Linked DNA regions of Homo sapiens: region 2 is linked to region 1. A link is a loop called in an ENCODE intact Hi-C map of the cell type or tissue named here. Cell type or tissue: GM12878. All regions are shown on one strand. Each heading gives the region's core, and the rest is flanking DNA. Links, peaks and the distances in the headings are about the cores only. Region 1 overlaps PAN3 (poly(A) specific ribonuclease subunit PAN3). Region 2 overlaps SLC46A3 (solute carrier family 46 member 3).

Region 1 (5,390 bases), core at 177-5,176:
GAAAGATTTATGAATGCCTGTATTTTCAAGTCATCTTCTTATGAATTACTCTAGCAGTTCCTACAGAGGTTGACAGCTACCATAGCCTATTCCCTCTAGAACCACTGCCACCTCCCAACCGGATACAGAAATCAAGTAATTTTGGATATATTACATCTTGCTACAAAGCTGTAAACAGCAAAGATGATCTGCCATATTGCCTTCGGAGGATACATGGTAAGGAAGATAAGTTATCTTCTTTTATAATCGTATCATTGAGGCTAAGATTATTCAAACCTTCTTGAATATATTATTTAATATATGAATTAAAAATTTTTATTTGGAAATTAGTACCTCATGAGCAATGTATAAATATGGCAATTTTTTTCCATTTCTGATGGAATATGAAGGAGACGTCAATTAGAGTTTACTGGAGTAGAAAAATTGTCTTCCAGGTTTTCGTCTTGTTAACACAAAGTGCATGGTGTTGGTCGACATGTGGAAGAAAATTCAACACTCAAATATCGTAACTTTGCGTGAAGTATTTACCACTAAAGCATTTGCTGAGCCCTGTGAGTAACTTGTAATTTGTCTTTCTGCTGGTGAGCTTCATTATTTGAAGCCAGCTTTCAGTAATGAGTGTTTGTGTTTTATTTTAAGCTCTTGTGTTTGCATATGATTTCCATGCTGGAGGAGAAACTATGATGAGCAGACACTTTAATGACCCTAATGCTGATGCCTACTTCACCAAGAGAAAGTGGGGTAAGAAAAAGATGCAGGCAAACTATATTTTGACTAATGCTTTTGCTCTGTGGAAGAGTAGTTTTCTATTTTAAAATACGTATAATTTTTCCCTGTAATCATTTAGTTTAAAGACTCTATTACATTTTGTACTAGTTGTTTTCATGTTCCTGATAAAGACATACCCGAGACTGGGCAATTTACAAAAGAGAGAGGTTTAATGAACTTACAGTTCCATGTGGCTTGGGAGGTCTCACAATCATGGCAGAAGGTGAAAGGCATGTCTCACATGGCGGCAGACAAGAGAAGTGAATGAGAGCCAAGTAAAAGGGGTTTCCCCCTGTAAAACTGTCAGATCTCATGAGACCTATTCACTACCACGAGAACAGTATGGGGGAAATTACCCCCATGATTCAGTTATCTCCCACCAGCTCCCTCCCACAACACTGTGGGAATTATGGGAGTTACAATTCAAAATGAGATTTGGGTGGGGACGCAGCCAAACCATATCACATTTTAAAAAGAAATATGTCAAAGAAATGGAGATGATGGTCAAGAAGTTAGGAAATAATGTCTTTTGCATATTTACTAAGATAAGATAGATTTTTGAAGACTCACATAGATATCAGATATTTAACTGGAAATGTGTTAAAATTGTTTTTCTCTTTAAAATGTTTTTCTTTTAAAAATATGATGCTTTCTTAATAAAGGTGACTTGGAAAATTCAATAGCTTAGAAATAGTCTCTCTGGCTTCCCTGCCTAAGTACAACCATTGTGAATCTTTTAGTACATTTCTTTTCAATCTTGCTTTGTTTTGTTTTTGTCTCCTTTTGCATTGTTTTTTGTTTTAACCTTTTATATCATATTACATCTTTTCTTTATTATAGGTATTTTCCCCATAGTTTTTATATTCTCTGAATATAATTTAATGATTCCTATTATGACTATATTGTTCTTTATGTAATTATTTCCCTAAACAAATGCTTTTGTTTGAAGGTTGGATTCCATGTTACTTAATCTAAGGTTTCAAAATAGAATTTTAAGTAACTTTTCCTTAAACATGAAATATTTTCTTCTTTGTCCCTTTCTAATATATACTTAAAGAATTGTTTTATCATTGAGATTTTGCAAACAACCAGAATACTTGAATTCTAACAAATGTGTGTTAAAGGGTAAATGATTTCAGAGAAAAGTAAATCCATTTTGAGATGTCTATTCATTAATTTATGTATTTAGGGAAGGTCTCAGTCTATGGGGGCAAGAAAGCAGCATCACGTTATTATGCTTTTTAATCTTAAGATTTTCTTGACTTGAAAATTAAAGAGGAGGGGAGAAAGATTTGAGTCCATATTCTAGTATCTTTCAGATTACAACTCCTTTCAAGACTCTAATTATAGACAAAAATATATTACTTCTGTTTACTTGTTACTTCTTTTTTTTTGCATCCTGACAGTTGAAAAAAGAAAGTTGTGGTTACATGGCTGTTTCACATTTAAAATCTGGTCATAGAATGTGGTCATTTTTTTCCTTTTGCTATGTCATCTGTAGACACATGCATAATTTTGTGGAAGGGGATGTGGTACAACTATTCTTATAGATGACTATAGTTGTTGCTCAAATTTATTTTGGTAGTAACACCTGTGAAATGACTGTTGGCTTTAATTTATAACTGTGTTTCTCAACTGCTTAAGTTTTTGTGGGGGCTGTCTTATGCATTTCAGAATGTTTATAGTGGCCTCTTCTGACTGAAGGGCCTGGCTTCTGCCTACTGAATGCCAGTAGCAATCCCCCTCTACCCCTATTGTAATGCCAGAAATATCTCCAGATGTTGCCAAATGCTGGAGTGGTTTCTTTTGAGAACCACTCTTTTATAGCATTCTTTTCCAGTAATTTTTTAATCATAATTATTCTGTTTTTGGTGTTCACTGATTAATATATTAATGTTTATATTTTCATAGGAAGTAGTCCTTTTTTCTAATAGTTTAAAATATTGTTTGAGTAGTCGTAACTTCCCTAACCATACCATACATGCATAAAAGCCTACCATTTTCTTACACTATGTAATTTATTATCTTAGCACAAGTGAAAAAAAAAAGCAAAGTATAAGAAATATATTGATTTAGAAAATGAGAAGAATAGCATACCATGTGGAGTTGATACGAGATTCAGAATGAGTCTATATCAGTAAAACAACTAGAACAGAGTCTGGCACACAGTAAGCACTATATGTTTGCTGCAAAAACTCTTGTTTCCTTATTACTACATTAATTAAATAGTTTCATTTAAACAGTTCATAGTCATTTTTCACATTGTCTTGGCATTTGTTACCGGTCCCATTTTTTTGAGCCTTCTTACACATATTTCCAGAGTATATTATCTTCTGTTCTGTCCAAATTGAGAGATAATTATTTTTAATTTTGTATGTGCTGCTTACCAGAAATTTTATTCCAAGCCATAAGTACATATTTGCTATTTATTATAAGTACATAATTAACCATTTAATTATGTTGCTTTTTATAACTGATTCACAAAAGGTTGTTTTACAACAATATGAATATAAGATCAGCAGGGTGTAGGGACTCATGCTTGCAATCTCAGCACTTAGGGAGGCTGAGGCAGGTAGATCATTTGAGCCCAGGAGTTGGAGATCAGCCTGGGCAATGTAGCAAAAGTGTCTCTACAAAGAAAAGAATATAAGGTCATATTCCTTGGAATAATTACAAAATCTTGATTAAATTTATATGTCTCCTTTTCTACTGATTTACAACATATTAACAATGACCTAGAAAATATTATCAAAAACCACTTAATGAGTTGATAGAATCCACCTTTGTGGTAGAGGGGCCTGAGTGATATAAGGAAAACAAACATTCAACATAAGTGATGGTAGAGACTTTTATTTCCATCAAGCCACACAATGAACAGCTCTCACATGCCTAAACAATAATACAGGGTAGGATTAGCCAGCCACATTTTAAGTAGAAAAACCTCTACGGTTTCTGTTTTTATATTTATTTGGTTAACAATTACATATAAATTCTTACTTTAAGTAATTTTTATTCAATAATTAAGTGGTTACAGAAAAGAGCATTTCAGTGAGAGCCCTATTGCTGGTATCAATATAAAAGGCATAATCTCGGACAGGAATCTTTGGGCAATAGACTAAACTTAAATTACACACATACATACACACACATATATAAATTGACATGTTGTGCCATGAGTGTACATGAATTGTCTTTGCTAATTTTGATGTTAATGCTTTAGTCTTTTAGTTGATTACTTAAGATGTCATTTTTTGGATTTCTTTGCTGTATAGGTCAGCACGAGGGACCATTGCCCAGGCAGCATGCTGGATTATTGCCAGAATCTCTTATTTGGGCATATATTGTCCAACTAAGTTCTGCATTGCGTACCATTCATACAGCAGGTTTGGCATGTCGAGTTATGGATCCAACAAAGATTCTGATAACTGGCAAAACAAGGTACTAGCATTTTGAGTTTTGGTTTCTTTTATTGAGCGTCTTACCTTTGACAGCTTAGTAAACAAAACATGATTGTTTTAATTCTGCCTTTTCATATATTCCATCCAGAAGAACTTCTGTAACTTTGAATTCATTTGTAAGCTTTTTAAAGAAAAAAAAAAAGTTGAACTCTGAATAAAATGCCTGGTTATTAACCAAAAATCTTGGGAAAGGTTAGGGAAGTATATGTGGTTAGGGTTAGGGGAATATAAAAATAATATCAATACAACTTTTCTATGTAGCACCATGGTTCACAAATTCTAGCATGAATCAGAATCACCTGGAGGACTTACAAAACACAGCTTGCTGGGCCCTACCCCCAGAGATTTTCATTCATAAGTCTGCATTGGGGCCTAAGTATTTGCATATTTAACAAGTTTCTAGGTGTTGCCATTGCTGCTGTTGAGTCACATGCTTTGAGAACAACTGGTACAGTTATCAGTCTTGTCTTCACCTGAGTTTTGAGTTGCTGTAATTTTGTGATTGTCTTGGGCTGCATAACATAAAGAGCTGAAGATCTGGTACCAAGTTATTTAAGTTCATATCCTGGCTTTGATAGTTTACTGTCGATATGCCGTTGAACAAGTTACTTCTTCAAATTGTGTTTTGACAACCTTATTAGACAAGTGTACTACTAACTCCATTCTGCTTATTTATGAGGTACCCCTCATAAAGTTATTGAGGGATTTGAATGAGTCATGTAAAATGCTTAGAACAGTGTCTGGTACATCTTTTGCAAGTGTTAGAAAGCTAACTAGTTCTCTTTTATGAATGACTAATAAACAGCTTGGAATGGTGAAAAGGACACTGACCTGTTAGTCAAGAGATGTGAGTTATAGTTCTGGCTTTCTCAGTTTCTGACTTTTACAGCTGTAGGTATATCACTTGATATCTCTGAGCCTTAATTTTACCATTTCTAAAATGGTGGTTGGTGGAGGTGGTGTGGGGTAGGATGGAAGTTAAACTCAATTCTGAGATCCTTCCTAATATTTTGGGAAATGTTACTTTTCCATGAGTATGCAATTTTTTAAAAACTTATTTTAATTATTTTCTTTAAATTATCTGGTCCTTAAAGGTTGCGAGTAAATTGTGTTGGAGTTTTTGATGTTTTAACATTTGATAACAGTCAAAATAATAATCCATTG
Region 2 (5,390 bases), core at 291-5,290, 440 kb after region 1:
AATGAATGAATCAAAGCTTAATTCAGGATCCCATTTACCAGTCATCAAGTAGCATGCAGACTTACTGCCTCCATGATTTATGATAATACATTAAGTCAGTTTAATTGGAAGGATGTTCTTCTACTTGTCTAACTACATTATTTTCTTTTATTTCTGATCTCTTTCTGCAGCCAGGAATAGTGCTATGGAAAACAGACTGCACAGTACTAGTTCTATTATGTAAGAGTTTTAATCTATTCTTGATGGGAAATAGGTCAGACACTGCACCATCTGTTCTGATGGAACCATACTATTATGAAGTAGCTTTAGCTTATTGCCCAACTTCTCTGAGCAGTTCGACTTGTTTAATAGTTGCCAGAGATAAAACAGGATTAAAGGATAAGTACAACTGAGTTCATCTTCTAAATTCTGTTTTTTTTTAATGCAATAGACCTCAAAAATCAAGTCTGTTTTACTGTCTCCCAATTTATAATAACAAGGAGTATATGGGTGATGCCCAGGTAAAATAGTCCAAGGCAGCTTCAGCTATGAGTTCACAGTGGTGCAGAGCGCAGAGATTGCAAAATAATTACCAGAATTCCACTTTCTTACCTTTCTTATTTAAGATAATAGAAATAATGAGAGCCAACTGAAAACTTCGGCAGTATTTCCCCACTCCTCTGATTATTTAAAGTGCCTAATATTTTCACAAAATGGCCAATTTAAATAATAATGAAGGATGCGAATACATTTAGTTATAGAAATGTTGACATCATCCAAAAGATTGTTTAGTTTGCAGTTAAGAACAAAGTAAGTATCCTAGAATAATGAAGTCACAATTCACAGTTACCGTAATTCAAAATAAGAAATGCCAAAATGTAAACATTTTAAAATATTACTATATTTAACAGTATGATATGACTTTTTTATTTTTATGTTTATTTTTCGTAGAGATAGAGCCTCCCTCTGTTGCCCACACTGCTTTTGAACTCCTGGTCTCAAGTGATCCTCCCACCTCGGCCTCCCAAAGTGCTGGGATTACAGATGTGAGCCACTGCACCTGGCGGAGATGACTTTTTAAAAGCCTTTATAAGGATATGAACAGACACTTCTCAAAAGAAGACATTTATGCAGCCAACAGACACATGAAAAAATGCTCATCATCACTGGCCATCAGAGAAATGCAAATCAAAACCACAATGAGATACCATCTCACACCAGTTAGAATGGCGATCATTAAAAAGTTAGGAAACAACAGGTGCTAGAGAGGATGTGGAGAAATAGGAACACTTTTACACTGTTGGTGGGACTGTAAACTAGTTCAACCATTGTGGAAGACAGTGTGGTGATTCCTCAAGGATCTAGAACTAGAAATACCATTTGACCCAGCAATCCCATTACTGGGTATATACCCAAAGGATTATAAAACATGCTGCTATAAAGGCACATGCACACGTATGTTTATTGTGGCACTGTTCACAATAGCAAAGACTTGGAACCAACCCAAATGTCCATCAATGATAGACTGGATTGAGAAAATGTGGCACATATACACCATGGAATACTATGCAGCCATACAAAAGGATGAGTTCATGTCCTTCGTAGGGACATGGATGAAGCTGGAAACCATCATTCTCAGCAAACCATCGCAAGAGCAAAAAACCAAACACCACATGTTCTCACTCACAGGTGGGAATTGAACAATGAGAACACTTGGACACAGGAAGGGGAACATCACACACCGGGGCCTGTCGTGGAGTGGGGGGAGGGAGGAGGGGGGAGGGATAGCATTAGGAGATATACCTAATGCTAAATGACGAGTTAATGGGTGCGGCACACCAACATGGCACATGTATACATATGTAACAAACCTGCACGTTGTGCACATGTACCCTAAAACTTAAAGTATAATAAAAAAAATTTTAAAAAGCCTTTATAAACTAAACCAAATATAAACAAAAATAAACTATACCTCTTGACAGCTCTATTTTAGCTCTAAGTCAAAGCAGGTAAATTTTTTTTCCCAATAGCTTTATTGGGATATAATTAACATCCCACAAACCTCACCCTTTTAAAGTCTGCAATTCAGTGGTTCTTAGTATGTTGCAGATTTGTGCAACCATCACCACTATCTGTGGAACATTTTCATCACCCCGAAAAGAAACTGTATACCCATAAGTAGTCATTCCCCTTCCCCAGCCCCAGTCAAGCCCTAATCAAATTTCTGTCTCTATGGATTTGCCTATTCTGCACATTTCACGTAAACAGAATCATATTTAAATGACAATATGTGGCCTTTTGTGACTAGCTTCTTAAATTTGGCATAATCATTTCATAGTTCATCCATGTTATGGCATGTAACAGAACGATATTTCTTTTTATTGCAGAAGAGCAGTTTGCTGGATGGATAAACCACATTTTGTTTACCCATTTGTCAGTTCATGAACATTTGCATAGGTTTCACTTTTTGGCTATTATGAATAATGCTGCCATGAACAAGATTTTATGTGGACATATGCTTTCACTTCTCATGGTATGTAAGTAGGGGAGGGATTGCTGAGTCATAAGGCAACTAACTTTCTGAGGAACTGCCAAACTGCTTTGTACAGCTGCTGCACCATTTTATGTTCCCACTCGCAGTGTATGAGGGCTCCAATTTCTCCACATCCTCATCAACACTTGCTATGGCCTATTTTATTTTGGCCACCCCAGCCCACTCTGTGGTTTTGCTTTGCATTTCCCTGATGGCTAATGATATCCAGCATTTTCATGCGCATATTGGTCACTTGTATATCTTCTATTCAAATCCTTTGCCCATTTTTAAATTGAGTTGTCTTTTTGTTGTTGAATTTTAAGAGTTCTTAAATATGCTGGATACGAGTTCCTGCTCAGACAAATATAATTTGCAAATATCTTCTCCCATTCTGTGGGTTGTCGGTTGTCATTTCACTTTCTTTCTTTTTCTTTTCTTTTTTTTTTTTTTTTTTGTATTTTTAGTAGAGACGGGGTTTCACCATGTTGGTCAGGCTGGTCTCAAACTCCTAACCTCGGGTCATCCACCCGCTTTGGCCTCCCAAAGTGCTGGGATTGCACATGTGAGCCACTGCGCCTGGCCTCACTTTCTTGATGTTGTCCTTTGAAACATAAAAATTTTTCAAAGGACAAACTTTGAATGAAGTTTTTGGATGAAGTCTAATCTATCAATTTTTCCTTTGTTCTTGTGCTTTTGGTGTCATATCTAAGAAACTATTGCATAGTCCAAAGAAGCAGATAGATTTTTACATAGTTTATATAAATTTTTCCATTTGTTATTGGTTTTCAAAGCAATCATCATCACATCATCTATAAACAGATGTGTGAATATATAGCTACATCTTATGAGTGAAAAATAAGAGGCCGGGTGCGGTGGGTCACGCCTATAATCCCAGCACTTTGGGAGGCTGAGGCGGGCTGATTACCTGAGGTCAGGAGTTTGAGACCAGCCTGGCCAACATGGTGAAACCCTGTCTCTGCTAAAAACACAAAAATTAGCCAGGCATGGTGGCAGGAGCCTGTAATTCCAGCTACTTGGGAGGCTGAGGCAGGAGAATTGCTTGAACCCAGGAGGCAGAGGTTGCAGTGAGCCGAGATCACACCATTGCACTCCAGCCTGGGCAGCAAGAGTGAAACTCCGTCTCAAAAAAAAAAAAAAAGAGAGAAAGTAAAAGAAGAAATATATTTTTAATTTATTGAATTATGTAGCCTTCTCCAGTATTGACTAAACTGGTAAAAATACAACAGCATAATTATGAATTATTCATAAATCAAATAAGTACATTCACAGCACCGGGCTAACATATGACATTAAAGAAAGTGCCAATGTCTAATAAGATTCATATGATACAAAAGGGAAGGAGGACAAGCCCATATGCCTGATATCTAACTAGTAACTAGTTCTCAATGGAAATTTAATTTTTGTCTTTGCTGCATCCTGGTTATTCTCTGCCTGCCCCTTCAACTGTTTGACTTTGTGTACCCTGCTCTGTGCTTTGGAGGCTGACCCCACAAATTATATGACTTGGACTTTCTTGCTGGCCCGAGTTCCTGCTGCACTTGGTTAAAAGGATGATGGGGGAGAAAGGTTATGGTGTTTCTTCTCTGCTTCCTATCTGGGGCATCTCTCTGGCTGCCTCGACAATGCCCACTCTCTATAATGGCCTTCATGAAAGTTTCTTGATTGAACCAGCTGAGTGGGGCCCCGTTTTCTGCCAGGACTCTGAGTCAGGCCCAGCTGTGACAGTTGTAGGGGCCAGTGTAAGAACATTATCAGAGGCCTATATATTATATTCTTAGGATTTAAAAGTGGTCAGTTATTTGAAATCTGGCCAACAAACTGTTAACTAAAATATATTATGCCTTCCTACTGTGAAAAATATCCCTTTGTAATGAATGATCTAGGAGACCCGCACACACTTAGGATTCTCAGACGTTTTCAGAATTCCACGTAGGAACAGGGTAGCCCAGGGTGAACTGGCCCTCAGCCCTTGGTGCCCAGCTGGAGCCCACCCCCATTCTGCTCTACCCCTTGCACCACCCTGCTCAGAAAGGGTCATTACAGGGTGTGGAACAGCCCCACCCTGTGATTCCAAAGTCCAGCCACACCCTTTAGAAGGAGTCGCCCCTTGGCTCCTTCCTTGGTCTACAGGTGAGCACACTGGGCACAGTCCACCCTCAGGAGAAGGTGGCTGAGGAAGAGGATCATCCAGGCCCTTACTGGACATAAGCCCAGAACTGGGCTGGGAATTGCAGGGACCCAGGTGGGCAGAGTTCAGTCTAGAAGGAAGGAGATGTGGTGAGCTCCCAGTGGGCATCTCCCACTTGGCCCTGAGAGCTCCTTTCTTCTTAGGGCGGGGCACGGCCCAGAGCCGAGGGAGCTCTCTAAAGTACAAGGCCCTAGGCAGGGGCTCCCTTGCAAGAGTGTAAGCCTTTCCCTCACAGAGCTTACCACTTTATTCAAAAGGAGATCCGTGCATAAAAAGGGCTGTAGAATATTCTGAAGCATTAAACATTGATTGTACACAGATTTGAGTTTGTAAAGATGGTAGATTCATATTTCTTAAGCAAATTAAACTCACCTTGTTCAGTCGAACGAACCACTTTTGACAACATGGACCGTAGAACAGAGAATGGCACAATAGTGAAAAGGAACGGCACCCTGGCTGTGAGAGAAAGGATTCAAAATCACTGGCTGATTCTGAAAGCTAATGGCCAATTTAAAATAGGAAACACTTTCACTCTGTCTAAATACTTCCTTTTCTACAAGCATCCTAACTCATTGTATCTAAAAATTGAATTAATTAATTGTAGAACTCTGTTTGATGAATTAAAGTAGACTATGGACAGGTCAGTTTAAGGTTACTTTACTCTAGAAT

The links. Hi-C counts contacts between places; a loop is a spot of excess contacts. Peaks named below come from ENCODE experiments on the same cell type or tissue, not always from the same donor. Only the 100,000 strongest peaks of a DNase experiment are listed, where the experiment ranks them.
Region 2: a loop joins it to region 1, with 4 times the contacts of the local background. A loop is called at or near these places in 1 of 110 quality-filtered maps.

What each region holds. Positions count from the first base shown.
Region 1 is chr13:28,266,661-28,272,050 of GRCh38, forward strand. It overlaps PAN3 (poly(A) specific ribonuclease subunit PAN3), which reads left to right. Exons shown (of 19, transcript NM_175854.8): 10 at 55-216; 11 at 435-551; 12 at 640-741; 13 at 4,041-4,206; 14 at 5,321-5,390. Among named protein-coding and RNA genes, the nearest start is that of PAN3-AS1, 130 kb to the left of the region's middle. In GM12878, for the core only: no CTCF peak of the experiment used is centred there; a DNase peak (open chromatin) is centred at 2,251; H3K27ac peaks cover 1,111 bases.
Region 2 is chr13:28,705,667-28,711,056 of GRCh38, forward strand. It overlaps SLC46A3 (solute carrier family 46 member 3), which reads right to left. Exons shown (of 6, transcript NM_181785.4): 4 at 5,094-5,177. It overlaps LOC124903143 (a long non-coding RNA gene), which reads left to right. Exons shown (of 3, transcript XR_007063738.1): 3 at 931-1,966. Among named protein-coding and RNA genes, the nearest start is that of SLC46A3, 11 kb to the right of the region's middle. In GM12878, for the core only: no CTCF peak of the experiment used is centred there; a DNase peak (open chromatin) is centred at 2,525; H3K4me3 peaks cover 622 bases; H3K27ac peaks cover 1,184 bases.